Regions from separate parts of the Homo sapiens genome. Here all the other regions are linked to region 2. The links are chromatin contacts, found by Hi-C in ENCODE. All regions are on one chromosome and are shown on one strand. Each heading gives the region's core, a stretch centred on a gene start or an enhancer-like site at or near the end of the contact. The rest is flanking DNA. Distances are from core to core; before and after follow the strand shown. Region 1 holds the start of HSD17B12 (hydroxysteroid 17-beta dehydrogenase 12). Region 2 holds the start of TRIM44 (tripartite motif containing 44). Region 3 has its middle 36 kb from the start of HSD17B12.

The links. A loop is a pair of places that touch in the nucleus more often than their neighbours do. Pooled maps may share reads with other maps.
Region 1: a loop to region 2 is called in a map of naive thymus-derived CD4-positive, alpha-beta T cell, with 13 times the contacts of the local background. The contact joins the promoter of HSD17B12 here to the promoter of TRIM44 in region 2. A Hi-C loop is called at or near these places in 2 of 168 maps with a recorded cell type or tissue (CD4-positive, alpha-beta T cell and naive thymus-derived CD4-positive, alpha-beta T cell) and 6 of 50 pooled maps.
Region 3: a loop to region 2 is called in a map of CD8-positive, alpha-beta T cell, with 32 times the contacts of the local background. The contact joins the enhancer-like site here to the promoter of TRIM44 in region 2. A Hi-C loop is called at or near these places in 2 of 168 maps with a recorded cell type or tissue (CD8-positive, alpha-beta T cell and naive thymus-derived CD4-positive, alpha-beta T cell) and 7 of 50 pooled maps.

What each region holds. Positions count from the first base shown.
Region 1 is chr11:43,677,944-43,682,294 of GRCh38, reverse strand. HSD17B12 (hydroxysteroid 17-beta dehydrogenase 12) reads right to left here and starts at 1,557. Exons shown (of 11, transcript NM_016142.3): 1 at 1,308-1,557. The coding sequence starts at 1,467. RefSeq lists enhancers at 803-862, 1,013-1,062, 1,137-1,702, 1,913-1,962.
Region 2 is chr11:35,660,695-35,664,693 of GRCh38, reverse strand. It overlaps TRIM44 (tripartite motif containing 44), which reads right to left and starts at 1,919. Exons shown (of 5, transcript NM_017583.6): 1 at 914-1,919. The coding sequence starts at 1,582. RefSeq lists enhancers at 1,231-1,731, 1,943-2,262 and a silencer at 1,523-1,902.
Region 3 is chr11:43,642,198-43,646,291 of GRCh38, reverse strand. It overlaps a transcript of HSD17B12 not described here. Among named protein-coding and RNA genes, the nearest start is that of HSD17B12, 36 kb to the left of the region's middle. RefSeq lists an enhancer at 1,970-2,159. Within about 2 kb of position 2,116, at least 25 of the 41 ENCODE cell types and tissues checked have a DNase peak (open chromatin) inside an H3K27ac peak, as active enhancers do; they include CD8-positive, alpha-beta T cell, where a contact is called at or near this core.

The sequences.
Region 1 (4,351 bases), core at 308-2,807, 8.0 Mb before region 2:
AGGCGTGAGCCATCACACCCAGCTGAACATTTCACTTCCTTTTTCAGAGAAACAGGTGACTGTGAAACAGAATTATAATGTTGCTCCACATCGTCCAAAGATTTCACATACATATCCACTGCTAAGATGTTTTCTCTTAATGTTAACATAAACCCAAAAGGTTAACATATGTCTTTCCTACTAGGTTGTTTAAATGTTTCTAAATAAACAAAGAACATGGAGTAACATTATTAGTGTATCTTACCTGAGCCCAGTCTGCAGGCAATGCCTAACCACCCCAAAATTCAATAAAATGCTTAGGAAGTGCACATTCGATTATAAAACATCAAAATAAATAATCATCTCAGGGTAGGACCACAAGCATATCATAAGTAATCACTCGGTTTAAAGGGAAAAAAGGCCAAGAGACGAAAAATAAAGCAAAGAAGGAAACAAAATAGGTTGAAAAAGAAAAAAAAAAGGGGGGGGGGAGCAAAACTTCCCTGCAGATAATTTTCCCTATTTCCTCAACCTGACCTTCGTCCTCCATTTTAAAAATCCTCCGACTACAAGTTCCATGTGTTTGGTTCACTCTTTACGGGTATACTTTTTCCTACAAACGTCCTTGTGAAAAAAAAAAAAAAATCTGATTTTAACATGATGAGTTATCATTTTACAGAAGCAATAGTTCTTGCTACTCGTTAGGACTCCAGAACAGTTTAGCGAGAATTCCTTTTAAAGGGGCTTTGTAATTGTATGAAATAGGCCAAATCCAGATACGATTACTATCTTAATCGTAACTGGGGAGGTACGATTCCGCAGTGCAAAAAGCCTTCTGAAATTGTGTCCCTACACCCCTTTCCATCCTCTGCCCAAACATGTTAACAGAATGCTCTGCATCCTTAGCACAGGGCCAATATTCAAACCGAGCGAAAAACTTTATTTTAAAAACACTTACAAGGGGCGAACCAAGGAGGACAGCGTGTGACTGAGGAGGCAGCAGGGCGACTGACTGGCTCCATGAACACGGAATGGCTTAAAGGGCACAAGCCCCAGAGACTTAAGGCAGTTTTCTCCTACACCCTAAGCTGAGCTTAGATTCCCAGGATTGAGCGAGCAGTGTATTTCGTACCTTAAAACTCTGCAAGTAGTCTAAGCAAGCAGAAGACAGCCAAGGGAGCCAGGAGGGGCCCGCGGGGCACAGGAGCCTGAGAAAGAGGAGAGCTGGGGAGGGGAAGGCCAGGAGCAGACCCCAGAACTAGTCATCACGGCCCAGGCCTGGTCCGGGCCGCCGCGGGAGCGAGGACGCGGCGCTGCATCCGACTCACCTGCCCATTCTCCGAGCCCCGGGCCGACCCCCGCCTCATTCCCCACTCCCCAGACCCGGAGGGCCGTGAAGAGCGAGTACGAAATACGCAGGGCTAGGTAGGCCACGGTGCCCGCGCCGACCCAGTACAGGAAGCCGGCGGCGGGGAGAGCGCTCTCCATGGCTTTCCACTAGGCCTCACTACCTTCGTGAATGAAAAGAGCGAGTGAATGAATCCAGGAGGAGGCGCCGGCCGTGACGGTGAGGATGACACTAATAGGCGCTGCTCCGACACCACTTTGGGCCTAAACCCCGCCCGCGGGGCCATATCCGTGTCGCTATTGGTGACCCGTCTTTCCCTCTGCGCGTAGTGCGTCAGCCATTAGCTGACTCCAGTTCCACTGCCCCTCCCACACTCCTCCCATCACCGCGTCCCCCGGGGTTCCGCCAGTGAGCGCCCTGTCTCACCCCACCGAGGCGCCCCGGTCTCTCATTGGCTGCAGCCGTACTCGCGACTGCGGAAGACTGCGCTCGGATTGGCCGGTCAGACCCAGGCTGGTTTGAGCTCAGGTTCGAAGAGGAAATGGGATCAGAGAAGCCGCTAGTGAATGGAAAGATTATAGTAAGAAGTGGGCGTAGGCAGGGCGCGGTGGCTAACACCTGTAATCCCAGCACTTTGGGAGGCCGAGGCGGGCGAATCGCTTGAGCTTAGGAGTCCGAGACCAGCCTGGCCAACATCCGAACCCCGTCTCTACTAAAAATACAAAAATTAGCCGGGCGTGGTGGCGTGCGCCTGTAATCTCAGCTACTCGGGAGGCTGAGGCAGGAGAATCACGAACCCGGGAGGCAGAGGTTGCAGTGAGCCGAGATCGCGCCACTGCATTCCAGCCTGAGCGACGGAGTGAGACTCCATCCCAAAACAAAAACAAAAAAAAAAAGAAAAGAAATAGGTGTGGAGCCACAGTTTTATTTTCAACTCTTTATTAAATAAATATATATTTTACATATATGATATAATTATATAATAAATATATCATTGTTAAGCGTGCTGTCATTGTTGCCATAAACTTTTCCAGATAAAGGCTTGCAGTCTTCTGTGTCTGTGCCTTCCTCGCTGCAGGCATTCGCCCGGGTTACACTCACTCATAGAGAGCCCTTAAATGCCAGACCTCCCTCCCAGCTGAGCACTAAACATCACTTAGTTCCCAACGATTTGGGGTTCAAGGCAAATAACCTGATGGAGTCTAATAACTGTTAGACGATGGCATCAGAGCTGTATGGTGAATGAAAAATATAGGAACACAGCTTGCTGAACAATTAGTTTTGGAAGGAGACTATATCTTTTAATTTGTCTTCAAAGGGGGATAGAAAATTTTACTTTCTTTTTTAAATTTCCCTTTTTTGGTTGGGGAGTGGGGGAGTGGTATTTCCAGGGGGCACAGAAGTGTGAAGTCCAGATAGAGGCATGGGAACTACGTTAGCAAAGTTGCAGAGGAGAAAGATCACAAGGTAAGTTTAAAAAATTGTGTAAAACTTAAGGAGATTTTGGGCTGAGACGATGGGGTTTTCTAAATATACAATTATGTCATCTGCAAACAGGGACAATTTGACTGCCTCTTTTCCTAACTGAATACTCTTTATTTCTTTCTCCTGCCTGATTGCCCTGGCCAGAACTTCCAACACTATGTTGAATAGGAGTGGTGAGAGAGGGCATCCCTGTCTTGTAACTCAATGTGCAAAAATCACAGGCATTCTTATACACCAATAACAGACAAACAGAGAGCCAAATCATGACTGAACTCCCCTTCACAATTGCTTCAAAGAAAATAAAATACCTAGGAATCCAACTTACAAGGGATGTGAAGGACCTCTTCAAGGAGAACTACAAACCACTGCTCAACGAAATAAAAGAGGACACAAACAAATGGAAGAACGTTCCATGCTCATGGATAGGAAGAATCAATATCGTGAAAATGGCCATACTGCCCAAGGTAATGTATAGATTCAATGCCATCCCCATCAAGCTACCAATGACTTTCTTCACAGAATTGGAAACAACTACTTTAAAGTTCATATGGAACCAAAAAAGAGCCCGCATTGCCAAGTCAATCCTAAGCCAAAAGAACAAAGCTGGAGGCATCACACTACCTGACTTCAAACTATACTACAAGGCTACAGTAATCAAAACAGCATGGTACTGGCACCAAAACAGAGATATAAACCAATGGAACAGAACAGAGCCCTCAGAAATAACACCACACATCTACAACTATCTGATCTTTGATGAACCTGGCAAAAACAAGAAATGGGGAAAGGATTTCCTATTTAATAAATGGTGCTGGGAAAACTGGCTAGCCATATGTAGGAAGCTGAAACTGGATCCCTTCCTTACACCTTATACAAAAATTAATTCAAGATGGATTAAAGACTTACATGTTAGACCTAAAACTATAAAAAACCCTAGAAGAAAACCTAGGCAATACCATTCAGGACATAGGCATGGGCAAGGACTTCATGTCTAAAGCACCAAAAGCAATGGCAACAAAAGCCAAAATTGACAAATGGGATCTAATTAAACTAAAGAGCTTCTGCACAGCAAAAGAAACTACCATCAGAGTGAACAGGCAACCTACAGAATGGGAGAAAATTTTTGCAATCTACTCATCTTACAAAGGGCTAATATCCAGAATCTACAAAGAACTCAAACAAATTTACAAGAAAAAAACAAACAACCCCATCAACAAGTGGGCAAAAGATATGAACAGATACTTCTCAAAAGAAGACATTTATGCAGGCAACAGACACATGAAAAAATGCTCATCATCACTGGCCATCAGAGAAACGCAAATCAAAACCACAATGAGATACCATCTCATACCAGTTAGAATGGCAATCATTAAAAAGTCAGGCAACAACAGGTTCTGGAGAGGATGTGGAGAAATAAGAACACTTTTACACTGTTGGTGGGACTGTAAACTAGTTCAACCATTGTGAAAGACAGTGTGGTGATTCCTCAAGGATCTAGAACCAGAAATACCATTTGACCCAACCTTCCCATTACTGGGT
Region 2 (3,999 bases), core at 670-3,169:
AGGCACTAAAAAAGGGAAAACCTAATACAGAGGATCTTCACTCTCAAGGTATTTGTTATCCCAATGCCAGCTATTCCCTATTCAGGGAAGCAAAAGTCATCATAATATGACAATGTTCACTAATACAGATTACTTAATGAACTGATCACTCCACTCAAAATTTCCCCCTCCCTCCCCGATTAACACCAGCAGTTTCTCTCAATGATAGTAAACATCCACAATATGAATAAAAGGTGCATCGTCTGCAAATTCATTCATTCAACAAATATTTCCGAAGTGTCCACTGTTCTGGGGGACCAGTAAGGTCCACGACAGACAAAGATCCAGACAGAGGACATGGGAACTTCCACTCCCACCCCAATTTGGCCTCCATCTTCTTACCCTCCTTTTCTACTAAGTTTCAAACACGAAGAATCTAAAATGAACTCGGGGCACATATGAAGTTACTATTAAAACTATTTTGTTAGTCTTTTCAATGCAGACGTATCACTTGCTTGGATTCATGTGGCAAAATCCTATTTCCCATGTTTTCAAGTAGGCAAAAAGATTGCCTTATCAAGAGCCCTAGCACAAAGCACCAGTTTCAACAATAGTGATGCTGTGGAAATTGGCCTAAGTGGGGTCAAAACTCCCAAGAAATGCTTTACCTGGGATCCACAGACCAGAAACTTGCAATTTTCTAGAAATTGTATACTAGATTTTGTGTGTATTTTCTCAGGTCAGAGTCCAGAACTTTCATCAGATTCTCAAAAGAGTTCAACCAAAAACGGTGAATAAGAACTGCTCCCAAAAAGTTGGAAAGACTAGCTTCTTAGGGACACAGTGAAAGCGAATGTGGTCACAGCCAGGCCACCTGAGTTGAAACCCAGGTGTCCTGACCCCTAGGTTTATGCTCTGAAGGCCCAATACTTACTCTTAATTCTTCAAAGGCTTCGTCTAGGGTGGAGAGTTGGTGGCCCTGGTGAGCCCCAATGACTGGACACAGGACACAGATGAGCTGCCTATCTTCCTGGCAATAGGTACTCAAATCAAGCCCATGGTCCGGACACTTCCTCTTGGCCACTCTCTCTGCTTCCATTTCTATTTCTGGGTCAAATTCACTTTCTGCCTCAGTTTCTCCCTCCGCCTCGGATTCCCCTTCTTCTTGGTTGTCTTCTTCGGCCTCGCTTTCTTGCTCATCCTCCATTTCTTCCTCGCTGTCTTCTTCACTCTCCTCATCGCTCTCATCCTCACTCTCTTCCTCTGTCTCGCTCTCTTCCTCTGACTCGCTCTCTTCCTCCGACTCACTCTCTTCCCCTGCCTCGCTTTCTATCTCCCTCTCCTGCTCCACCTTGACCTCCGCTTCTTCCTTCCCCGCCCCCTCTCCGTCAGCTGGCGGGGTCCAGGCCTGGGAGCCGTGGACGTATTCGGCCAGATGGTGACTGAGGAACTTCTGCCTGTGCGCCTCGGCATGGCGGCGGCAGTAGCAGAAGCCGCATTCTCGGCACACTTCCTCGGCCCCCGGAGCCTCGTCGGGCTCGCACTCGTCACACGTGCCGTCGTGAGGCAGTTCCTCGAAGGCCGCGCCCACTCCAGAGGCCATGTGGGTGCTGTGACGCGGCCAAGGCCTCGGGGCCCCGGGGCTCGCCGCCTTCCTTCCGCGCGGCCTCACTTCCTCCTCCCGCCCCGGGTCCCTTCCTAGGGAGTCGCCTCCCGCCTGGACCGCGCCGCGTCTCGAAGCGGGACCTGGGGCCGCGGCAGCCCCTGCCCGGGCGCAGCAGCAAAGACCCTTTCCGCCGGCTCGGCCTGCTCCGCTCTGTCCCTGCGCTTCCTCTGCCGCGCAAGGCACTTCCGGCGCGGCCACCCGGCGCCCCCGTCGGCCCCCGCGTCGCGCCGCCCGCTCAGCCTCCCGCTACCAGGGAGAGATCGCGGCAGCCGCCGGCCCCCGCGCCGCCCCGGTTCCACTTTCCCTTTCCCCGTCAGGAGGCCTCCTTTTACTTCCTGAGTCATTTAAAGTGGCAATGACCCTTTTCTGCTTTTCCCGCGGGGCTCAGCTCCTCCGCTCCAAATCTCAGCGTGCCTTGGAGGAGGAGGAGGGAGAAGGAGGATGGAGGAAGTCTCTTACTCTCTCCAGAAGCAGGAATTGGGCTCCACCTCCCCCATTCCCTCCCTGGAAGTGTCAACTTGAGTTTTCACGGCCACTAGGCTGGTGTCCCTGTGCATTTCAGTCTCTCTTGTGCCAATTTGTCGCCGCCCGTCACAGTCCCCAGTGTTCTGCAAGGTGCCCGGACAGTGTTGTTTACCAGACTGAACCTGACCTCTTGGGATTTCCTGAGTGCGGAAGGGCTATGTTTGTTCTAGGCTAGGGGAATTGGAGTTAGGATGAGCAAACAAATATTTTCGATCCAAAGCAATACTGTGCTTTGTCTATTTGCATTGCTACCTCCTAGGATCTCAGAATTTCTGGGGTGGTAACCTCTGTGCGGTTTTCTGAGAGCTGCCTTCGGTTGGGCAGAGACGTCAGGTGAAGTGAGGTGGGGAGAGGCAGTATTTGTCGAGTGACAGGTCCAGGTTGCAGTCATTTTCCTTTATGTAAGGTGTCCCTCTAGATTCCCACTGGGCTCTAAGAGAAAAGAAGGGAACTGTTGTTTATAAAGCAGTACTGTAGTGCCAAGAACCCGGCTACATCTTTTTGTGGCTCTTTAAAAGCCGGTTTTGGAAGATCCTCTGCCCGATGGTCCCCAAATCCTGGTGCCACTACCTATCAGTTTTATGACCATGGACAAGTTAATTCATCATTCTGTTTTCCGCTTTTTAAAAAAGATGTTAAGTGAAAAGAACGGTAAATATCTACCTCATGGGGTAGTTTTGTGGATTAAATGTAACGATGCCTGCACTGTAGAGTATTCACTAAGCTTTCATTATTATTTTTGGCACAAATTATATTTAGTGCTCACAATGCCCCTTTGAAGGAACATATTTTACACACACAGGGCATTTTCGGCTGGCTGCTGGTAATGTAGGCAAGTCTCCACCTCTACCCCATATCCATGTCTCTCCATTCACAGAAGAGTTTTTGTTTTGCACTGTATTTGGGAGAGGGAAAATTACGTTTTTATCTAGTCAAGGGAGAGGCTGAGGTGTATTAAGAAGGATGAAAGGGGATGGAATGGTGTCTGTTTTACATTGATTCCCTTAGATGATTTTGAGTTAGAATTTCCAGATGCTTTCCTCAAACATACCAGGGGATGAGGTGGGGTAAAAAAACCTTTTTAATAGTTTTTAATGTCTCCATGGATAATGTATGCCTAATCTTTGTGCAGCTTTTGTTAGATATTTATTTTTTAGAAACCTTTCTTTTTAACCTCAGAACAATTCTATACAATGTTGAAAAAAATCAGGTTTATTTTGTTCCAATTCCATACACATTTCTGTTTTCCCCCAGCTCATTTCTCTGGAAATTATTTCTGTGTCTGCTTTTGAAACATGAATTGAAGCACCATTCTGAAAAAAAAAATTCAACAAATGTCAACTCAAACATCAACGTTAATATACCTAATGAGAAGTGTGCCTTGCTTGGTTATTTCTACTCCTGTCCTCCCCCAGGCTTAAAAGGAAACAACTTAGCCTTTACAAACATAACGTTCTCACATTTAGAAAGTCTTTTATTCAATGAAAATAATTTTTATTTTTTTTATTTATTTTTTTTTTTGGTGACAGGGTCTCTCTCTGTTGCCCAGGCAGGAGTGCAGTGGTTCAATCACAGTTCACTGCAGCCTCAGCCTCTTGGGCTCAAGCAGTCCTCCCAAGTGCCTCCCAAGTAGCTAGGACCACAGGCGTGAGCCACTAAGCCCCACTACTTGTTTTGGTATTTTTTGTAGAGACGGGGTCTCACTATGTTGCCCAGACTGGTCTTGAACTCCTGGACTCAAGTGATCCTCCCACCTCAGGCTCCCAAAGTGCTGGGATTATAGGTGTGAGCCACAGGCCTGGCCTTTTTAATATCTTAAAAGGACATTG
Region 3 (4,094 bases), core at 867-3,366, 8.0 Mb before region 2:
ATACTTTCCTGAGATCTGACTAGCAACCCAACAATATTAGCCTATCAATCCATACCTGAAATCAGTTTCAACAGAATCACATGTACATACCCAGCCAGCTTTGCTGCTTTCTCTACCATTACTATACATATATTTTTTGAGATGCAGTCTCACTCTGTTGCCCAGGTTGGAGGGGTGGAGTACAGTGAAGTGATCTTGGCTCACTGCCGCCTCCACCTCCCAGGTTCAAGCCGATTCTCCTGCCTCAGCCTCCAGAGTAGCCGGACTACAGGCACCTGCCACAACACCCAGCTAATTTTTTTTTTTTTTTTGAGACAGGGTCTCACTCTGTTGCCCAGGCTGGAGTGCAGTGGCACAATCTCCGTTCACTGATATCTCCACCTCCTGGGTTCAAGTGATTCTCCCACCTCAGCCTTCTGAGTAGCTGAGATTATAGGCGTATGCCACCACACCCAGCTAAGTTTTTTGTATTTTTAGTAGAGATGGGGTTTCACCATGTTGGCCAGGCTGGTCTCAAACTCCTGACCTCAAGTGATCCCCTGGCCTTGGCCTCCCTAAGTGTTGGGATTACAGGCGTGAGCCACCATGCCCGGCCCCATTACTATATTCTAAGCAAACCCAGACAATAGGGGAGTTATAAAAACCTCATTCATCACAAGACACAAAGGGCTTTTTAATGATATATGAAAGTGGTTTATTTAGTTTTTATATGCACTAAAATACCAAGAGAAATGGAATACAATTTTTACTCTCTCTATAAATCATTTCTGTCACGTGGTGGCCCCTAAAACTAAAACTTGATAGCTGATTTCCAAAACCACTGTTGTACCTTATTTCAAATCTCCCACCTTACCAAACTTGAATGAAAAAATGTTTTAGATACCAGTTCTACTTGTGGGAAAAAGCTTTTAAATACTGCCTGAAAAATGGCTTTTCATGACCAGTTAGATTTCAAAACTTACAGACAATACCATGGAAATAAGGCGGAATTTATGGAGCAGTACATTGTGGCAGAAACAATGAGGTCCAATTCGTGTAGACAGACAAAACAGGTACTGCCATTCTTGGCTATCTAGTGTTATCCTGAGATTGTGATACACGACATTACACATCAGTACACGGTGCTTCATTTAGCCTCAAATGTTGAAACAGTACCCAATATCAAAGATCAGGGTCCCAACATGCAGAGAAACTCTGAGCCAAGAGTAAGGTAACACAGCTCAAAGCAAACCTAATTTCCATAAATAAACTCAAACAACTTCACAGCACCAGGGAAGCCTGGGGGAGCTGGCTCCCTAGAACTAAAGGTACCTGCAACCCTGGTGCTCGTTTTAAATTCAGTTTTGCACACATATCTTTCTACAAGCAATTGCAAAGCTCCCAAGATTTAGGAACACATCCAAGTTAATAAGAAGGCATTTCACAAGTAGGAACTGCCTGACACTGCCTTTCAGCATTAGCAAACGAGGGGAAAGTTCACCACATGCAAGGGAAAGCCAACCACACGATCATGGACACGTTCATAACTCCTGCAACTGCTCACACCCCACACCAGACAGACAACACCCAGGACACTGCTGTACATCTTACAAAATTCCAGTTCTTGCTTAAATCCCACCAGACCCAAGAAAAAGAGCCCAGTCCAACCCCAAATAGGGCCATGAGTACCAACAGCCATATGGACAGAGCCAAATGCGCTAAGAACAGTGGAGGATGCAAGCTACAAACCACAACACAGAAAGCACAACCCCATATGCCTAGGCGCCGGCCACCCAGATATTTCAAAGGCAGAATGCCAGACGACCAAGGTCCGGCCGGCTGGGAACCCTCACCGACCCTGCAGCCGCTACAGGCCCCTTGACCGCTATAACGACGGCAAATCCCAATGTTAACCCATCAGGCTGCTTGCCCACCTTCCAGGAACACAACTAACAGGCCCTTGGCAACCTGGGGGGCTGTTGGTGGCCTTCTAACGGGACCGACAGCCCCCCAAACCCTCCGAAAGGCAGAAACCCTCAACTCCCTGCCTCGGCGGCGGCCATCACGGCAAGAAAGCAGGCTTTTACGACAACTCCCACAATGCCCGCGGCCTACAACTCCCAGTGTGCACCGGGCGCCGCCGCGGTTAACCCTGTAGTGGCGCCGGGCTGGCGAGCCCTGCACCCTTTCCCCTCCCAACGGCCAATTGTTGCACCTACTTTCACCCTTTCAATCTGAAAGTAACTTCGGAAATTTTCTCAAACACCTATAGTTACGCTATCTAGCCGCCTTCCCTTATCACACAAACAACCTCAACTGCTCAGAAAATTATCCTTGACAGAGAAACATTTGTTAATCTCTAGAGCACTCCTCATAGTGTCAAATGCTTCCCATTTGAAAAGGGGACACTTAACTTCAATTAATCTTCCCCTTCGACTTTATCATTTTCCAACATTTTTCTAAGTTATTATACTCCAGAGATTCGTGTACTCAACACTATTAATTTAAAATCTGTTTTCTAACTTCTGGGAAGCAACAAGAGAGAAAGACTATCCTATAACTGCCCACAATGTTCTACATCTCTCCATTTTATAAGACAAATTTCCTCCAATATATTGTCTCAAAAAAATTATGCGACTCCAAGTAAGTCCTAATAAGAAATATTAAATATGGGCAATATATTTTTTCAATTTGAAGTTAGTTTTTTTTAGGGGAAAACCTGGGTTGTGTCAATATACTTTGGTTTCCCTTTCACTCTCTTGATAGATAATCAGAAATATAATAATGCTGCTTTATTACTTTTTAATTTTAAAATGCCAACAAGCAACAAGTAAAGAAACATTTTAATAAAATTTGAAAAATAAACTAAGAGTTCATTCTTTCAGGAGACTGCACAATTACATATTTTATTCATAAATGAACTCCTTCAAGGTTTTTCTCATTTTAATTAAAAATAAGAGTTTAAAAACGCATTTCTTTGAAATAGTTTGCCCATAATTTCAGTAAAGATTAACAATCACGTTTAAAGAACACTGTATCATCAATGTAAGTTCAATATCCTGTTTGTACATACAGTACAAACTGTAACATGCCCAGACGTATAACTGAGAGATAAAATAATTGTTTAGTATTTGATGCATACACTAAGGCAACAACTAGAATTCTCCCAAATTATCTGCTATTTTTCTCACATCCAAATATAAAATGAAATGTACATAATGTCTGATTTTTCCACAGAAACAATTTGCCATTTGAAAGGGCACTCAAAATGTATCATGAATTTCAAATCACAAAACTCAGAAATCCTAATACACATGCAAAAACCTAAAGCCTTGTTGGAAAGATACGTATTTAGTAAGACTCTACGAAATTATATTTTAAATGTGCCCCTTACTATTACATTTAGCTTATTAGTACATTTTTTATCTAGTAAACTATGATGAGAAAATACTTCATCATTTACTTCTTCACTCCTGTACAATATGTAGTTTCCTAAACAATTAAGACAAATGCCATATACCAAGATATAAAAAATTATATATTCATATATATTTGGAATTTTAGTTTATTATACTACTTTAGCATCTGAACATTTCTAATTCTCACCTAACTCTTTAGTTAGTATTTTGCTAGGCAAAGCTCTGTTTTTTTCCCCTCTCTTTTTTAATAGCTACCAGGTTGTAACATTTTAAAGCGTATTTTATATATTATTCTCTTGATGTTAAAATACATGATGATTCATAAGAAAGGCTCAAAAACAAGTCAGAAATGAAACTGATCTCATATATTTATTACATGCTTACAACTCTCTTCTCAGTACTATAAGATTATATTTTCCATTAGGAGATTAGTCATTTTTTTTCTTTTAACGGTTCAAAATATAAGAGGTAAAAACTGATATATTAAAGGGCTTTACGTAAAAATTACATTAGAAATAATTTTATGATCTTTTCAGTTTACCCACATCATTCTTTTAAAAATAACTTAGAAGTTTAGTATATTTTAATTAAGTAATTTAAGTAGGTCTTAATCTATATACTTAATATTGATGTAAATGTCTTTATAAGAAGAAAATAAACGTATTCTAGAAATGAACTCTTCAAATTTATACCAAA